Linked DNA regions of Homo sapiens: region 1 is linked to region 2. The links are chromatin loops, found by intact Hi-C in ENCODE. Cell type or tissue: heart right ventricle. All regions are shown on one strand. Each heading gives the region's core, and the rest is flanking DNA. Links, peaks and the distances in the headings are about the cores only.

The links. A loop is a pair of places that touch in the nucleus more often than their neighbours do. Peaks named below come from ENCODE experiments on the same cell type or tissue, not always from the same donor. Only the 100,000 strongest peaks of a DNase experiment are listed, where the experiment ranks them.
Region 1: it touches region 2 in a loop (13-fold over the local background); 3 of 110 quality-filtered maps call a loop at or near these places.

Annotation. Positions count from the first base shown.
Region 1 is chr4:15,449,688-15,454,082 of GRCh38, forward strand. No RefSeq gene overlaps it. Among named protein-coding and RNA genes, the nearest start is that of CC2D2A, 18 kb to the right of the region's middle. In heart right ventricle, for the core only: no CTCF peak of the experiment used is centred there; no DNase peak of the experiment used is centred there; H3K27ac peaks cover 1,469 bases.
Region 2 is chr4:15,247,665-15,252,059 of GRCh38, forward strand. The region is part of intron 2 of C1QTNF7-AS1 (C1QTNF7 antisense RNA 1); the gene reads right to left. Among named protein-coding and RNA genes, the nearest start is that of C1QTNF7-AS1, 180 kb to the right of the region's middle. In heart right ventricle, for the core only: no CTCF peak of the experiment used is centred there; a DNase peak (open chromatin) is centred at 2,460; H3K27ac peaks cover 1,881 bases.

The sequences.
Region 1 (4,395 bases), core at 328-4,327, 200 kb after region 2:
TATACCCAGGGGAATATAAATTATTCTACCATAAAGACACATGCATGCAAATGTTCATTGCAGCACTATTCACAACAGCAAAGAAATGGAATCAATCTAAATGCCCATCAATGACAGAATCCATGGTACATATACACTGTGGAATACTATGCAGTTATAAAAAAGAATAAGATCATGTATTTTGCAGGAACATGGATGGAGCCAGAAGCTATTATCCTCAGCAAACTAACATGGAACAGAAAACCAAATACCACACATTCTCACTTATAAGTGGGAGCTAAATGATGAGAACTCATGAACACAAAAAAGGGAAGAACAGACACTGGGGTCTACTTGAGGGTGGAAGGTGAGAGGAGGGAGAGGATCAGAAAAGATAATTATTGGGTACTGGGCTTAATACATAGGTGATGAAATAATCTGTACAACAGACCCCCGTGACACGAGGTTACCTATGTAACAAACCTTTACATGTATCCCCCAACCTAAAATAAAAGCATTTAAAAAAAAAAAAAAAAGGAGCCCGTAAATCCAATTCATTCCTCAGCCAACACATAATGACAGCCCTGAAAGGAGAGATTAAAAAGCTACTCTCAGTTGTTAACTACATTGCTGACCTCATGTTTTCCTTCTTGTTTCCTTGAGAGATCACCAGTCAGTGTCTCATGATACCAGCAGTTACCATTTACTGTGTGCCTAGTAAATGGCACCATACTGGATCCTTTCAGCATGGTACTTTATTTTATCCTCAGGAAAAGCCCCTGTCAGTGGCGCATTCTTCTAACCTCTAGAGAGAATTCAGTACCACTCTCACCTTCTTCCTCTCTTAAAAAAAAAAAAAAAAAAAAAACACCCACACACAGAAAAGAAAAGAAAAGAAAAGAAAAGAAAAGAAAAGAAAAGAAAAGAAAAGAAAAGAAAAGAAAGAAAAGTAGCATTTGTATGGACGTTGGGATGGAAGCTTCCCAAGTTCTGGGATGCCGCTTCAGCATCAGAATGGAGAAGTTCAAAGACTCTCAAGGCCACATACCAAGTTCTCTAGGGGTTCTTCTCTCTCCAGGATGTGCCTATCAGTGTTCAGGCAGAAGGCAGCATAACACTTTCAAAAGGATTTCACTATGGAAGGTCAAATGAAAGAACTGTATTAAAGGTGCAGGTGGGGTGAAAAGAACCATGCAGGGATGCTGAAGTATCCAAGGACTAGCAACAGCAGGAATGCTTCACCATCCCAAATCCTGAAAAGGAGGAGAGGCAGTGGTGGTTGCAAAGTGCAGTGAAGAACTGGAGACTTGGCAGAGGGACCAGCCTACAGGAACTACACCTGCAGAAGAGCTCAGCCACTGCCAGAAGTAGGGAAGAAGCCAGGACTGTGAATCCCCTGACCACCCTCTTCTACCTTTCAGTCTCCTATTTATACCCCTCACTGGTCAAAGCCCATGACTCCAGGTGCCCAGATAGTCTTGGTGATGCAGTGCACAGAGATGAACTTCTTGGGCAAAACTCAGAACAGACAGGGATAGAAGATGGATGGGAGCCAGGAGAGAGGGTAGGAGCAACGGAAATCAACCAGCACAGGGCTCCCCTCCCAGATCTCTTCCTTCTCTAGTCTCTCTAAAACTCCACACAGCTTATGCAATAAAACTGGCTTCCTGTTTTTACTGGTTCCTTGAATGCATACAGCAGAAGGAACATTTTTCCAGAGCTGTGTAATTTATGCACAAGGAACCCTTGAGTCTCAGATGTGGCCCAGCTCCACTTACAAAAAAATTGCATGGGATCTTGGAGTGAAGTCCTTGGACTGATGAACAGAGGGTTTTTGCCACAGTGTCCCTCCTAAGTCCCTCTCCTAAACTTGCAACAGCAACAAACAGCTGGTGGAGATTTAGGAGTTCAAGATTCTAACCTAGTAGCTTTCCAGCTCATCATGAGTTAAATACTCTTCTTACCCCTTTAGAGGTAACAGTACTGAGGCTCAGAGCAATTGAGCAATTTGCCCATGACAAGCCTTAATAAATGTGGGATATTCTAGCTCTGCCCATCCACCTCCAATGCCCATGCCCTGTCATGAGCACACACACATGCACTCCCCTGCCTCTCAAGGCCTCTTCTTTAAGACATGTTTTCACAGCAAGATCATTGCATTATGGAGGAAATGCAATATCCACAATTATCTTCCTTTGATCCTAGCAAACATCATTTTCCTCTGACCTTAGCTGGGAGCTAAGCCTGTCACAATCATGACTGGCTTACTCATGATCAAAATATTCAGTGCGGCCAGAACATGCAGCTCGGCAAACTCTAAGGAGTCCCAAATATAACAACCTACTTTGCTCTGCCCAAGGAACAGAGACTGGCCCCAAAGGATTGATGCTGACCCTCTGCATTTGGTTTAGTTCCACAAAAGGAACCTAGGCAATCTTTTAGCATCATCGTTGTACTATCATGCTTAGAAAAATCCAGGCAGTCTAAATTCCTCTATACACACTACACATTCTTGTCAAGATTAATCCTAACAGAAGCCAGGAGCAAGTAGGACCACACATTCCACAGGCCTTGTGTGTTCCCTAATGTGGTTTGTAGATCAGCCTGAGACATGCCAAATATATTGGGTAACTGAAGACTCTTTTGAAAGAAAAGAAAACATAAAATTTGCAGTGCTGTACCATGGTTTTCAAGAGACTCATTGATCCCTTTTTATTTCTGCTCTGCATCACTGTTTCCTAAATTTGGTAGGAATCTTGCACTTTGAGCCAGATCCTTCTTTTTTTAAGGGCTGTCCTGTGCATCATAGGACATTAGCAGCATCCCTGGCCTCTGCCCACTAGATGCTAGTAGCATCTCCACCCAACCACGTGAGTCATCACAAGCAACAATATCTCCCATCATTGCCAAATGTCTCCTGGGGGGTCAAAATTGAGAACCACTTGTGAACCATATCTGTACAGTCTTGTCATGGTGAGAGAGTCTACACAGCCCCCCAAATCTACTTTTTCCAACTGACCTTTATTTACAGAAATGACCCCATAGCTGCTCCTCATTTCAGGTATGATATCTCTTCCCTTGTGAGAATCCCAAGTTAAAGAGACTCCATCCTGGAAGGTGTACAGGAAGAGCAAGAAACTGTGCCCTCATCCAAATTCTCTTTTACTATAGCCAGGATTTTTTAAAATGTTTTCTAAGATACAAAAATCACCAAGTCTCCTATTTCTAAGAATTTACTCCAAGAAAATAATTAATAATGTGTGCAAAGGTTTAATTGCAGAAAGAGCCCTGCAGCAAAGCTTGCAATATGGAAAATTGAGAAATAGCCTCAACATGGGTGAAATGAGCTGTGATACACTCATCCAATGAAACAGAGTCATAAAAAATGATGAGGATGCCCCACCAGGCACAAGAGCTTGCACCTGTAGTTCCAGCTGCTGGGGAGGACTGCTTGAGCTCAGGAGTTGAGGCCAGTCTGGGCAACATAGGGAAACCCTGTCTTTAAAAAAAAGAGGATGGAAATGTATTGGCACCATAAGATATTCACAAAATATTAACTAAACAAAGTAGATGACTGAGGAATATTTTCAGTACTCATTTCATTTTTAAAGTCTGTTTGCCCATATGCATAGAAAAAGTCTAAATTAAAATATTAATGGGGAATTTTAAATCTCTACTCTTTTGACCTTTATTTTTAATTTTTACAATAAACATTGTACTCATTTTACATAAAATATTTTATGTATGCTCTTAGGCTAGTTGCATATTATTTTGTTTCCAAAAATTGCAGAGAAAATGTCTAAGGAGAGAGAAATAAAACTCTTAGGAGTTGAAGTGTAAAACACGATATCATTCTTAAAGTTTCCTGGTGGCGTACCTGGATGTCTATTCCAGAGGATTTTTTAAAGCAAGATTACCACCAAGTAATACTAGTTTATATGTTTTTAAATTGTTTCTTCCTAACTAGAACAGGGAGGGAAATTAGTCTTGAGTTTACATCATTTTATTGAGTTTTTCTTAGTCCAGAACTATGAACCCAATGGATTACAACAGTATGAAGTCATTCAGAACCAATGCATTTGTCAGATGGCAAAGGCATTTATGAGCAGCTATATGAAGAAGACTGAATTCATGGCTTCACTCCAGTGCCATCATGGAGGTGGCAGAACTTACCGAAGTAAAGACTTGCCCAATATAGTTAGGGTTCCAAAAAATGATCTGCTAGCACTAAAAGGAGAAAAATCATAAACTCTAAGGGGTTGCATAGATGCTCTTTCATTACAAAAGTACTATCTTTTACAAGATTGTGAGATGCTGCCTTGGTGGAAATAAACAAGAAAAAACAAAGTCTCAGTGATCTATTCCAACCACAGTTTCAGATAAATTTGGCACCACTGAGCATCCCCATTGTTACTG
Region 2 (4,395 bases), core at 89-4,088:
AAGCCTCAGTTCCCACATTTGTTGTAGTTCTTCTACCAAATCCACAAGATTCTTTGACAGCTTTGCAAACATTCTTAAAAAATGTTTGTCCATAAACAGTAATAACAAAAACTCCACTCTCAAGATGCACTGATGGCAGAATGTCTAGTCTATAGAGCACAGTTCCTCATCAGCGCTCTGGTCCAGATTCCTCAAGGCAGTTGTTACTAACAATTGCTTCAGTTACTCTTAAAAGAACACACTGTATTCTTCCGAGTGTGCTAATATACATTTACACCAGAGTGGTGTTTCATTTAGATTTAGTTATAAAAATTGATTTATGTATTTGTGTCTTCTTGTATGCCCATGAAGAGGAACAAATCAAAACATCCCATTAAAGATTCCTCCACTCCAGGGTACAAGCAAGACTCCTATGGAAGACAACGCCCATTAATAATGAATTCATGTTTAAAAAATTTACAAAGCACGCAAAGATAGCAACTGTTAAAAGAAAGAGCCATTAAATTCAGTAAATAGGATAATTTATATCGAAACTACTCATGGTCATAGGGTAATCTGAAAAGAACATTAGTATAAGTAAAGCATGTTGGAAATATCCAAATGGATAAAGAAGAGAATAAGATAAAAACATTACTTTTTTTAATTAAAAAAAGCAAGTAGATTTGACAATGAACCAAACAAATCTAGAACTGAAGAATTATGGTATGTGAATTAAAAACCCATTAGACGATAGACTAGACAATTAAAAAGAAAATTTCAAAACTGTGGAATAAATATGGGAAAGTTATATCCAGTAGCACAAAAAGATATAAGGAGATGGAAAATAGAAATGTGAAGTTAAGAGATACAAAGGCGAGAAGGACAGGATGAACAGATATCTAACGGGAGTAACGGATGTTGAGAAGTGAGACATTAAGGAGAGCAACAGTGAGAGAAATATTGGGATATTTCCCAAAATTCAAAAAAAAGAATCTTCATATTTAAACAGAAAAGCATACTCCTAAGTAGGATGAATGTAAATAACTTGCAACTAATCATGTAATATTGAAATTACATAGTTGAGGATAAAAGGAAAATCCTGGAATCACGAGACAGGAAAGTTGAATGACCTTCAAGCATCATATGGAGAAACTGGCATCTCCTCAGAAACGACAGATAATAGAAAAGATCCAACCTTTTCCAAAGTGCTGAAGAGTAAGAAAAACTCCACCAATCTAGCTTTTATTCAGGAGTAGGAGTGGCATTGAGATACTCTCAGATCGAGACACTTGCTGAAAAACTTACAAAAGGATGCAACTCAGTGCATCAGTTAGCAGTACTTTTGCTACAATTTTGGAAAATCTAACCAACAGTAAATTACACAGGTAGGCTATTTTTCTTCTCTAACAAGAAGTCTATAAGTTGACTGAGCTGTTGATTCACTTATTCATCATTCACCCAACAAGTATTTATTGAGCACCCACTGTCTGTCTCCTGTGTACCTATCATGTATAGCTTATATTCTATCCTGATCATGCTTTTTACAATTGCAACTAACCCCTACCTTTACACTCCCATGCCCTTTACCTTGTTTTACCTTTTTTTTTTTTTACTGCATCTATTTTTTTCTGTATAATTATGTTGTTTATCATGTCTGTTGCTTAATGTCTGTCTCCATCTGCTAAGTTACAACCTTGGGGACAAGAATCTTGGTGCATAAATGAACTGCTAGGTAAATAAAAAAGAAACAAAAATGTTAAATCTGATATGATATTAGAACTAGACTTTCTGAGATTTTCTTGGTCTTATCCTTATGGCTGTCACCTCATGGTGACAAGATGGTGGTTTCAGGCCTATACATCAAAAGAAACAAAAATGTTAAATCTGATATGATATTAGAACTAGACTTTCTGAGATTTTCTTGGTCTTATCCTTATGGCTGTCACCTCATGGTGACAAGATGGTGGTTTCAGGCCTATACATCAGAACTTCATTCAAGGTAGAAAAAAAGGGAAGGGGACAGGGTAGATTCAGCAAATTTCAACTCATTTATCATTGACCAGAATTGTGTCAAATTATTTTTCTAGCTACTAGGAAGGCTGAGAAATCAATTATTTCACTCTGACAGTTTCTATCATGGAGGCAAGAAAATGGGATTGTATTTGGATTTGGAGCTTGGGTGAGTCGACATTTAATAAACCATATTCAATAAGCCATATTCAATAAGAAGAAGTTGGAAGATAAGAGGAAGAAGAGGACCATAAGAAACAAAAAATAACAGTAGAACTATCATATCTCTAAAAGAAAATAAAGTAAGAACTTTTTTGTTTTATATAATATCTGAAAGGTTATTGTTTATCCCTGTAACTCATTATCTGAAGAAAGGGATGATGAACAGGAGGAGGGAGTGCAGAGGAAGAACAAGACAGAAAAGCAGAATGCTGTCGATGATATCATGGCCTGGCCTGCCTCACACAACAGCTGGAAAAGTGGTTTCTTCTCAAACCTCTTTCCTCCCCCCAAAACTTGAATTTGTTCCCAATAGGCCCCTAATTAGCAATAGGCAAAGGAATCCCTCCTCCTAGTTCTAGATAAAACTGTTTTCCTTGTGTGTCAGGGGCATAGCCGTCTTGGGACAAAAAAGGAAATAACTGGCAGTTGGAATGGAAGACAGAAAGCCATCTGGCCAGATGTCTAGAGTTTACACTGTTCCCTTCAGGGGTGCTGAGAGACTGTGGAATGTGGTTTGGCATCACTCATGAGTGAAGAGGCTGCAGCCGTCATTTGGGTTTTACATTTAATGGCTCTTAGGAAATATATTTAAAAGTATATACACCTACTGACCACTCATACCTATGGGTACCCAGGAACTGGGCTGTATCAGTGCTTCTTCTATTTGTCAACATGGCATGGAGATGTTACTTTTTTTTTTTTTTTTTTTTTTTTTTGAGATGGAGTCTTACTATGTCGCCAGGCTGGAGTGCAGTGGCGCAATCTCGGCTCACTGAAACTGCAAATGCCTCCCGGGTTCAAGCTATTCTCCTGCCTCAGCCACTCGAGTAGCTGGCATTACAGGCACACGCCACCACACCCAGCTACTTTTTTTTTTTTTTTTTTTTTTTTTTTTGTATTTTTAGTAGAGACAGGGTTTCACCATGTTGGCCGGGATGGCCTCGATCTCCTGACCTTGCGATCCACCCGCCTTGACCTCCCAAAGTGATGGGATTACAGGTGTGAGCCACAGCGCCCTGCTGAGATGTTACTTTCTTAATAGGGCTTATTAAAAGTCTGCTTTTAAAAGAAAGAAGTTTGAAATGTGTCTTGCCAGGAGGAGAAGGTTGCTTGATGTTTGGTGACTCAATTTGGACACAGACTTAAACCCTTTCTCTGTGTCTGCCATGACACGCTCTCCCTGTCTGACGGCTCTGACAGTCTAATTCTAGCCTATACCAGGATGAATGGAAAAGGGGCTTGGAAGGGAGAAAAGGTCTGCACCCTATTTAAGATGGCTTAGTTTGAAAGCAAGTCACTACAAAACTTAGATGAAAATGCACTGACAATAGAAAGAATCCCACATCAAAGCCAAACAGTGATAGAGTATTAGTCCATTTTCACACTGCTGTAAAGAAATACAGAGTTCCCACTGTAGGATGACTTCTGTCATTTAGATAAAGGGAATCTAGTGCCCTAGACCACAAAGCATCTCCCTATTTAATGACTTAGTGAGGAAAAATAAGGCCAATTAGGAAATTACCTAGAACTAAGTCTTCAAAAGAAAAGACACTAAAACTGCCACTCCTGACAGATTGGCATGGCTCTGATGGCTTAGTGGATGGCTTACCCAGAGACTGGGAAATCTATTAACAAAAGAAGTTTAATGGACTCACAGTTCCTCATGGCTGGGGAAGCCTTAGGAAACTTACAATCATGGCAGAAGGTGAAGGGGAAGAAAGCCTGAACCTTCTCACATGGCGGCAAGAAAGAGAGGAAGGAGCAAAGTGGAAAGAGCACCTTATAAAATCATCAGGTCTCCTGAGAACTCACTCACTATCATGAGAATAACATGGAGGATATCGCCCCCGTGATCCAATCCCCTCCCACCAGGTCTCTCCCTAGACACGTGGGGATTATGGAGATTACAATTCAAAATGAGATTTGGGTGTAGATACAGCCAAACCATATCAGAGAGCATGGAGACAGAGATGGGCTCTGGTTGCTGCTGGGCAGAGCCATGCCAATCTGACAGTAGTGGCAGTTTTGGTGTCTTTTCCTTTGAAAACTTGGTTCTAGGTAATTTCCTAATTGGCCCTATTTTTCCTCACTAAGTCATTAAGTAGGGAGATGCTTTGTGGTCTAGGGCACTAGATTCTCTTTATCTAAACGACAGAAGTCATCCTACGGTGGGAACTCTGGGTT